Regions from separate parts of the Homo sapiens genome. Here region 2 is linked to region 1. A link is a loop called in an ENCODE intact Hi-C map of the cell type or tissue named here. Cell type or tissue: PC-9. All regions are shown on one strand. Each heading gives the region's core, and the rest is flanking DNA. Links, peaks and the distances in the headings are about the cores only.

Evidence for each region. A loop is a pair of places that touch in the nucleus more often than their neighbours do. Peaks named below come from ENCODE experiments on the same cell type or tissue, not always from the same donor. Only the 100,000 strongest peaks of a DNase experiment are listed, where the experiment ranks them.
Region 2: it touches region 1 in a loop (6-fold over the local background); 1 of 110 quality-filtered maps calls a loop at or near these places.

Annotation. Positions count from the first base shown.
Region 1 is chr12:104,055,230-104,059,583 of GRCh38, forward strand. It overlaps a transcript of GLT8D2 not described here. Among named protein-coding and RNA genes, the nearest start is that of HCFC2, 7.1 kb to the right of the region's middle. In PC-9, for the core only: CTCF peaks have their summits at 2,716 and 2,916; a DNase peak (open chromatin) is centred at 3,782.
Region 2 is chr12:105,058,502-105,062,901 of GRCh38, forward strand. It overlaps ALDH1L2 (aldehyde dehydrogenase 1 family member L2), which reads right to left. Exons shown (of 23, transcript NM_001034173.4): 7 at 4,387-4,400; 8 at 3,126-3,251; 9 at 2,480-2,571. Among named protein-coding and RNA genes, the nearest start is that of ALDH1L2, 24 kb to the right of the region's middle. RefSeq lists an enhancer at 1,996-3,195. In PC-9, for the core only: no CTCF peak of the experiment used is centred there; a DNase peak (open chromatin) is centred at 2,440.

The sequences.
Region 1 (4,354 bases), core at 354-4,353:
GTGTCTCCCATTGACCAAATCCAACTAGAAGTCAGAGGGCAAGAAGCTCAAGTGCTATAATCCATTCAGGTCAGCCTCTCAGGACACTGAACAGGTTGAAGGGTGGAGAGTAGATCTGTAGAAGTAAATGGAAAATATCCTTGCATTATATGAATGGGGTCCCTGGCACTCTGTCATTCTGCAGCCTGGCATATGCTAAAGATGGCAGAGAATCACCACAGCAGCCCTGAACTAACTACTCATGGAAAATCTTGCTATGTGAGGAAAATAAACCCTTAAGTGGTCAACTAAGTTTGGTTAGATTTAGTTACATGCCTGAGTGCAACCCCATGCAATATGTATGCATTTCACATGCATTTTATATTTGTGGTATCACTTGTCAACAAAACATGTATCTTAGTCTCTATTATTCCATGTTTATTTCTTACTAGTTGAAGGTCAGATGTTCATCATTTCTTCTTGCTAACTGGGTCTGCCTTTACTGAGTATATAACTTTTAGATAAGGTCCTAGATAAAATCTATTAAAGCTGATAAGTTTGCCTGGGAGGAAAGGAATAAGTCTTCTGTAGTAGTACATGAATTACCACATTGGGTCAGGCTGACAAGCCTCTTTGCCACGTTTGTCTCCCATGGCTGGGCTCCAAGATCACACATATGGGGCAGGAATTACCATAGCAGCCTCAATTCCCTCTCTTTTGCCTGGTGTGGTTCAGTTGCAGGTCATCTTCCTGTTGCCCTGAGCTTCGGTGCTCTTGCTTTCCCCTGCTACTCCCTGAACTGCAGCAATTGCTCCAGCACCTGAGTCTCACACTTGAGTTCCCTCTCTCCCGCATGCGGTAACTGTTTTTCTTCCTTGGCCCAGTTCCCTGTTCTGGCAATTAAGTTAGGTTCTATCTAGCCTGGAGCCCTGCCTTGCTCTTGCCAGCTGCCCTCTCTATGCTTTGGACATAGCTTCAGCCAAGATCCATGGCTGGAGCCCTGCAATCTGTAAACAGACCTCTCAGACACCATCTGTTTCCCTCACCTTGGCAACAGTCCCTGCCCAGGATCTCTGCTATCGAGTTCTGCCCACTTGCTAGCACTCCCCAGAACCTCTTCTCAGACCTCTGGCAATAAGCCTTTGGCCCTTGGCCTGAGTCCTCAATTGAGATTAAAGACATTGCAATTTACACTCTTGGCTGAAAACACAGGACTGTCTGCCACCTCCAGCACCAGATTCTCACTCTAGGGTTGACTTTTTGGCCTGCAGCTCAGGAGGAGGAATAGAAAGTGTAGAAATATAATAAAATCATGATAATGATAGAAATAAAACAATCTACTACTTATTAAATGCTAACTACATGTCAGACATTGCGTAAGTATAGCACAGTCCTTGCTTGGCATGGTAACAGCACAGATTTCAATTAGCACCGTTTAGTTATATAACACAAGTCCCCCAATAATACAGTTCAAATTTCAGTTACCACAGTATATTCACTGTAAGTAATTGCATAAATACAAGCTTTGCTGCCAGGTTTTCAGTCCACAAAATTACTATGTAAATAACAGATGCACGCCATGGTCAGTGACCACAGCACATCACTTCATTTCTAGTCTGCTGGTGACTGGTCACTGGACATCTGTTATTTAGTTATGCACAGACAGCAAAGCATGTAGTTGTGTTGCCTCTTTATCTCCAAGTAACATTGTAAAAAATGGACGATAGAATTTGCCAATAAAGATAAAAGTGAAGCAAAGAAACAAAAAGTGATTATTGTGGCAGTGAAGTTCAAATCAAAGATCACTGGAGTTACAGAAGAAATTGGTGGCCATGGGAATGTTGACATTGCCACTGTTCAACTCCAGATGGGCATCCAGAGAGACTTAGTAAAGGTAAACTTATGAACACAAATAAGGAAGGAAGTTGTAAGGAAAAGGATAAAGATGTTCCAGAAAGTGACATGGGCAAAAAATTCACATTAAAGGAATGCTGAAAGATATCTCACAACATTGAAAGCACAAAGGAAAACTTAGAAAGGAGGCTGGGCATGGTGGCTCACACCTGTAATCCCAGCACTTTGGAAGGCTGAGGCTTGAGCTCAGGAGTTCAAGACCAGCCTGAGCAACATAGGGAGACCCCGTCTCTACAAAAAATAAAAAAGTTAGCCAGGTGTGGTGTTATGTACCTATGGTCCCAACTACTCAGAAGGCTGAGGTGGGAGGATCGCTTTAGCCTGGGAGGTCAAGGTTGTGGTGAGCTGTGATCATGCCACTGTACTTCAGCTCAGGTGACAAAGACCCTGTCTCAAAAAAAAAAAAGCAAAACACATTAATTCTCAATATTTCTGTTTTAAATTATGGCATAATAAAGAAATATTAGGTTTACAATTTTTTCATTTCTCTATATATTTATATCCAACAGTAAGAAAGTTTTTAATATTTTGACAAAAGTTTTTAAACATCACAAAACAATTGTAATTTTTCCCACTGATAATTGAGATCACTTTGAAGGGTGTTGGCTTGCATATCATGTTTACAGAACAGTGTTATCATGCAAAGTGAAGACTGCCTGTACTTTACATGTATTATTTCATTTACCTATTTCTTTCTTTCTTTTTTTCCCCCCTTGCTAGGTCACTGCCCCATTTTCAGCACTAGATGGTGCTGAAACCCACGTTTGCCTCCATTCTAATAAATAATCAGTGCCCCTCATCCTTAATGGGGGATATCCCAGTAGTTTGGGAAGGCTAGCTAGGGGTTCAGTGTCCAAGGGACCTATGGACCCAACCTCCTACAGTGTGGTGCTGCTGAACAGCCACTATGATTTGGTGTCTCCATCTCTTTTTGTCAAGTTACACAGCAGAGTTTCCAGAGCTGGGATGGTAGTCTCACCTCTCCCCTTTGTCTCTGGCTGTTCTCAGGGATATTTCTCCTCTAGGGACTGCTGATGCTTCTAGTGGTTGAGGCTGGGACAAGTCTCCTGCAAGGGAACCCAAGATTGTGGAGAAGCTGGTTGTCTATGCCTTGATCTCACTTTTTACAGTGTACAGACTGTGAGTTGGGGGAAATTTTCATGCAGTTGGTGCCTGGCAGATTGTGGGGAGGGGATTACAGATATGGAAGTCTGATTCTCTTACCATCTGCTCAGAGTTTTTTAAACTTCTCTGTGGCCCCAGCAAATGTCTCATCCTCATATTTGAGTTCTCGGATATTGCTGGTGATAATTTCAGTGTTGAATATTAGTTTTGGGTTTTCCATTGGGGGGTGTGAAGCCAGATTGCTTCCTTGCTGCCACTTTGGAACCATATTATCTCATTTAATCCTTTGACTAACCCTAAGAAGCAGATGCTCTTATTATTCCCATTTTATAGACAAAGAATCTGAGGTTCAAAGAGGATAAATAATTTGACCAAGGCCATACAACTAGTTAAGTAGCTACAACCTATTGGGTCTTAAAGCCCTTGATCTTAACCCCAAATGAAACAGTCCAGGTAAATGACTCTGGTGGGTGTTTGATACGGAGGAGTGGGCAGAGAGGAGAGGAAGTAGTGAGAGATGAAAGTACCTTCTCTAACATATGCCTAAAAAGTCTAGAGCAGCACTGTCCAATAGAGCTTTCTATAACACAACAGATGCTCCCTTACCCAAGGGGGATACATTCAAAGACCCCCAGAGATGCCTAAAACCACGGATAGCACCAAATCCTATATACCTCTAACTAAGACAGCTACTCAATTACGAATGGGCAGGTGGCACATACAGTGTGGAAACACTGGACAAAGGATGATTCACATCCCAGGCAGGTAAGAGCGGGACAGCGCAAGACTTCATCATGTGACTCAGGATGTTACACAATTTAAAACTTACAAATTGCTTATTTCTGGAATTTTCCATTTAATATTCTCAGACTGCATTGACTGTGGGTAAGTGAAACCATGGCTAAAGAGGGATTCCTGTACATGTATAGAATACATAATATTTATATAATCTATAATAGAGAATTAATGTATCTATTCAACCCTGGTATACATGTAGGTATACATGGACTTCAGGATCCATCTTTTCTTGATCCTCCAGGACTTTGATCCACCAAATCCCAGCTCTTTCTGAACAGATCTACTTGCCCTATGGGATGTAATTTCCAGTGGAGCTGCTCTACTTCACTAAGTACTCAGGAAATTAGGCTTCTTCCAGCTCATGGTCCAAGATGGCTGCTCCAGTTCTAGCCATTACATCTACATTCCAGACAGCAGGAAAGAGTAAGAGAAAGGAAGCTTCCCTCCTCTAGAACACATTCTGGAATTATATATATTACTTTTGCTTACAACCCATAGGTCAATATTTAGCCACAGGCCACAACAAGTTGAGGGAAGC
Region 2 (4,400 bases), core at 74-4,073, 1.0 Mb after region 1:
GCAAGGATCATATAAAGTCAACTCCTTTCCTTTCATATATACTCAGGGAATAAGAAACAAAGACACTTTCCTAACTGTAAAGATTATGAGAGATGAATGTCATATTGTAGACTATTTTCTCTAAATTACAAGTATAAGATGGACATTTGTTTGTATTACGTAGTTAACATAGGTACTAGCTAGAACCATATGCAGTAGGTCAGTATAACTTTTGAAGTCCTTTCCAATCCTTTGATTTCCACTGTTAGTTTGTCAAATTACAGCTGTTATCTGACATTTCTTGAATAGCAGTGGTGTACGAGGTACAGTGTAGAAAGTCCACCATGGTTGTGGTTCAATCATTTATTCTCTAAAAGAGATGATACCTTTGTAATCAAGATAATAATATCAGATGATTATGGTAAGCCAGACACTCAAACAGAAAATGAGTAATTCCTGCAGGAGTATCTTGCTAGCAAAAAAAAAAGTATTAATAATACAGTACTGGCCGGGTGCGGTGGCTCACACCTGTAATCCCAACACTTTGGGAGGCCGAGGCGGGTGGATCACGAGGTCAGGAGATCGAGACCACCCTGGCCAACATGGTGAAACCCCGTCTCTCCTAAAAATACAAAAATTAGCTGGGCGTGGTGGCATTTGCTTATAATCCCAGCTACTTGGGAAGCTGAGGCAGGAGAATCGCTTGAACCTGGGAGACGGAGGTTGCAGTGAGCCAAGATTGCGCCACTGCACTCCAGCCTGGCGACAGAGCGAGACTCTGTCTCAAAATAATAATAATAATAATAATAATAATAATAATAATAATAATAATAATAATACAGTACTGTGTGTGATGTACCAGGTGTGATGACTCATGCCTGTAATCCCAACTAGTAGGGAGGATGAGATGAAAGGATGGCTATCCCAGGAGTGCAAGGCTGCTAGTGCAAGTGAGCTGTGATCACACCACTGCACTCCAGCCTAGGCGACAGAGTGAGGCCCTATCTGTAATAATAATCATCATAATGTAGTATTGAAATATTTAGTTAAGCCAATTAGAAGTTTCTGGGAACTCATGAATCACAGCTGAGAAATCTATAATTTGAGGAGCCGAAACTCTTGACTTTTGAAAACACTATGTGCTCTTGAAATGATTGTTTTTGATTTCTGGAATAAAACCTCCATGAATAAAGGGGACGTTGTCTAGTTTACACTGTATCCCCAGTGCTAAAACTGTTCCTGACATGTAGTAAGTGTTCAGTCAGTGTTGTTAAGTAAATGAGTGAGTAGATAGAATATTCATCAGGAACGTTGCTTTGTCAATATGAAGGATTTTATCAAGAGGAGGAACATTTTTGCCTTGTTTAATTAGTGTATGGCCACAATGTGGCCTAGGATCAAATCCTCTTAGCTTCTATTCTCTGTACCCACCATCAAGGGACTGCACAGTCCCTGGTGAGCTCCAGCTGTCTTGTTATCCCAGTTACTCGAAGAAAAACACCTCTGAAAGATGCTGCACCAGTAGGATCCTGGTCCAGTTTCCTTGCGATAGAGGCTTTCTGGGACTCCAGCCCTTTCAACTTGCTCTAAACCTCTGTGGAGAAATTCTGATATTGGGTGATTACACTTGTCCTTGCAAGTAGCCTGATAACCCTCATTCTAGATCTGTCTTACTAGGTAATTTATGGGGGGGGCGAGGGTAGGAGAAAAAAGATTTGGGGGAAAGCATAATTAATATCAGGTATCAGATATTATTCTGGTAATATTATTAATATCAGGTGTCAGATATTATTCAGATAATATTCTGGATCAGGCTGCGTAGGAAATTCACTGTTAGCATTCTCACCCAGAGCTTCTCAATTCTGATGTCATATTGGAGGAAAATTAGCTAAGAAACTGGAAGGACAAATTTTTAAAAGATGCAAACAATTCTAAGGGTTGCTTTTTTAGGTATACGGAAGATATGAAAACAACTTCTGGTTAGCAACAAAGAGAACTAAACGGATATATCTGCTTGACCATGGAAACAATAGCAAAAAAAGATGAAGAATAAAGATGTGTTGGCCGAGCGTGGTGGCTCACACCTATAATCCCAGCACTTTGGGAGGCCGAGGCAAGCGGATCAGCTGAGGCCAGGAGTTCGAGACCAGCCTAACCAACATGGAGAAACCCCATCTCTACTAAAAATACAAAATTAGCTGGGCGTGGTGGCGCATGCCTGTAATCCCAGCTACTCGGGAGGCCGAGGCAGGAGAATCACTTGAACCTGGGAGGCGGAGGTTGCGGTGAGCCGAGATCGCACCATTGCACTCCAGCCTGGGCAACAAGAGTGAAACTCCATCTCAGGAAAAAAAAAAAAAAAAAAAAAGATGAGTCATAGATAGGTATGATAAGGTAATCACATCCAGAACAAAGGATGTGTGTGGATTTCACTGTCAAAGCCAAAGTCAAAATCTCTAGTGAGGGAATCCCTAGTGAGTCAATAAGGGCGTGGTTTTACCTGGCAACATCCATTGAGCTTGCTCCAGATTTAAAGAAGTCTGTTGAGTCTTCAATAATGGGGACATTGCTTAAAATTCCAGCCCAGATGACCTACACAAAAAGGAAACTCTTATGAGGGAAGTGCCACGTAGAACAATGTGGCAGAGACTGGGCTAGCTCTTCACCAAACCAATTCCCTCTTCATCTTGTACACTCAGCTGTACATACAGCTGGATCACATTTCTCAGCGCCTCTCCAAGTTAGATGCAACCAATGAACAGGAGTGGAAGTGACCTGCACCACCCCAGTCCTAGCCCATGTAAACCTCCTCCACGCCATTCTACATGCTCCTTTGCCCTTCTGGCTGTCTGGAATAGAGACGCCCCCCAGGGAGACCTTGAAAATAACAGAAACTGGGTTCCTGAATGACTTCACCCCTAACCCCCGTGCCAACCTGGAACTGCCTTGGATGACTTATGTGAAAAATCAGTTTGTATATACTGTGTTTAAGCATATGAATTTGGAGGTTGATTTCCTCTTGCAGCTAATACAAAAAAAGAGGAAATAAAGTTCTGATCCCACTACTTTGAGGACTGATGGTACCAGTTACGAACATGCTTCAGTTTTCCAAGGTAACAGTAAGATTTAAGTCATCATGTGTTCACCTTGATGGTCTCTGCCACTTTCACCTCTTCAGCTGTCAGTTCTACCACTGACGTCTCACCCGTTGAAAAGTACTGAGAGGCAGGGATCATTTTTCCATCTTCAAACTGCAGATTTCTCACCGTCAGCTACAAAATAGCAACAAAACAAGCATAAAAATTGAGGATTGAGACAATACAAAAGTGAGGCTGGTGGGAGGAGTCCTATAGATTATATGCATATAAGGGCAAGTTTATTTGGAAAAATACAGATTAAAAGCATTCACCATTATGTGTAAAAGGGCTGAAATGGCACTTGAATAATGGCAGCAGAAAGGAAAAAGTGAGGTCCAGGGATAGGTACATCTCAAAATGGAAAATAAGTCCTGGAAAATTTGACACTTGGACGTAGGTATTTGAATTAGAATCTATTATGAAAATAACAGACACCACCAGTGCTGCTGCAACTCTGCAGCTGCTGCCTCTGAGCACTTGCCCTGTACCATGCTCAAGAATGCATGCATAAGTGCTTGCTTCAGCAGCACATATACTAAAAAAAAGAATGCATGCATGTGCTGAAGGATCTTACCTAATTTCATAAAAGCCAGTGGAGGCGGATGCCATTATTATTCCCATTTTACTGATGCAGAAAGGGAGGCTCAATGAGGTTCAGTAATTTGCTCAGTGCCACACAGACAGTAAGTAAAAGAGCTGGGAGTAGAACCTGGAACTAGCGGCCTACAGTCTTAACGATTTATCCTGCAGCAACTGGAAAATATCTGTAAGCTACAAATTCCCTTTGCACGCTTCATTGGGAAGCTTCGCAAGGGCACACTGAGGCCCAGGGCCAACCCTCCTGAGCATAGGCAGTTTAGGTGGTGCCTGTCTGGTGGATCAGTGGCAAGGGGCATCTGAGGAGGGCCACATCTATTTCACTTGATCCTCCCAGAATCTGGCATTGGGAAGGCAGACAGACAAGATTCTCCTCTCTGTTATAAAGATGGCAAAACAGACTCAAAGGGAAGAATCATCCTGCCCAAGACCAGCGAGTGGGAAGCAGGGATTCACATCCTTATCTCCCCACTGAATTCCAGCCTCTTTCCACTTTACACAAGGCAGCCTATGCAGATCTGTGGGGCCCATCTTGAGACACCTCATCTCCATCAGGGCACTCAGAGCCAGCTCCTCCCCAGCCAGCAATGGAGTGAAAGCTATTCCCTTAATAGCTTGGGTTATAGAAGAAAATCAAAAGGTTATTTCATAGGCAGCCATATTTAACACTCACTGCTTTTCCATCGT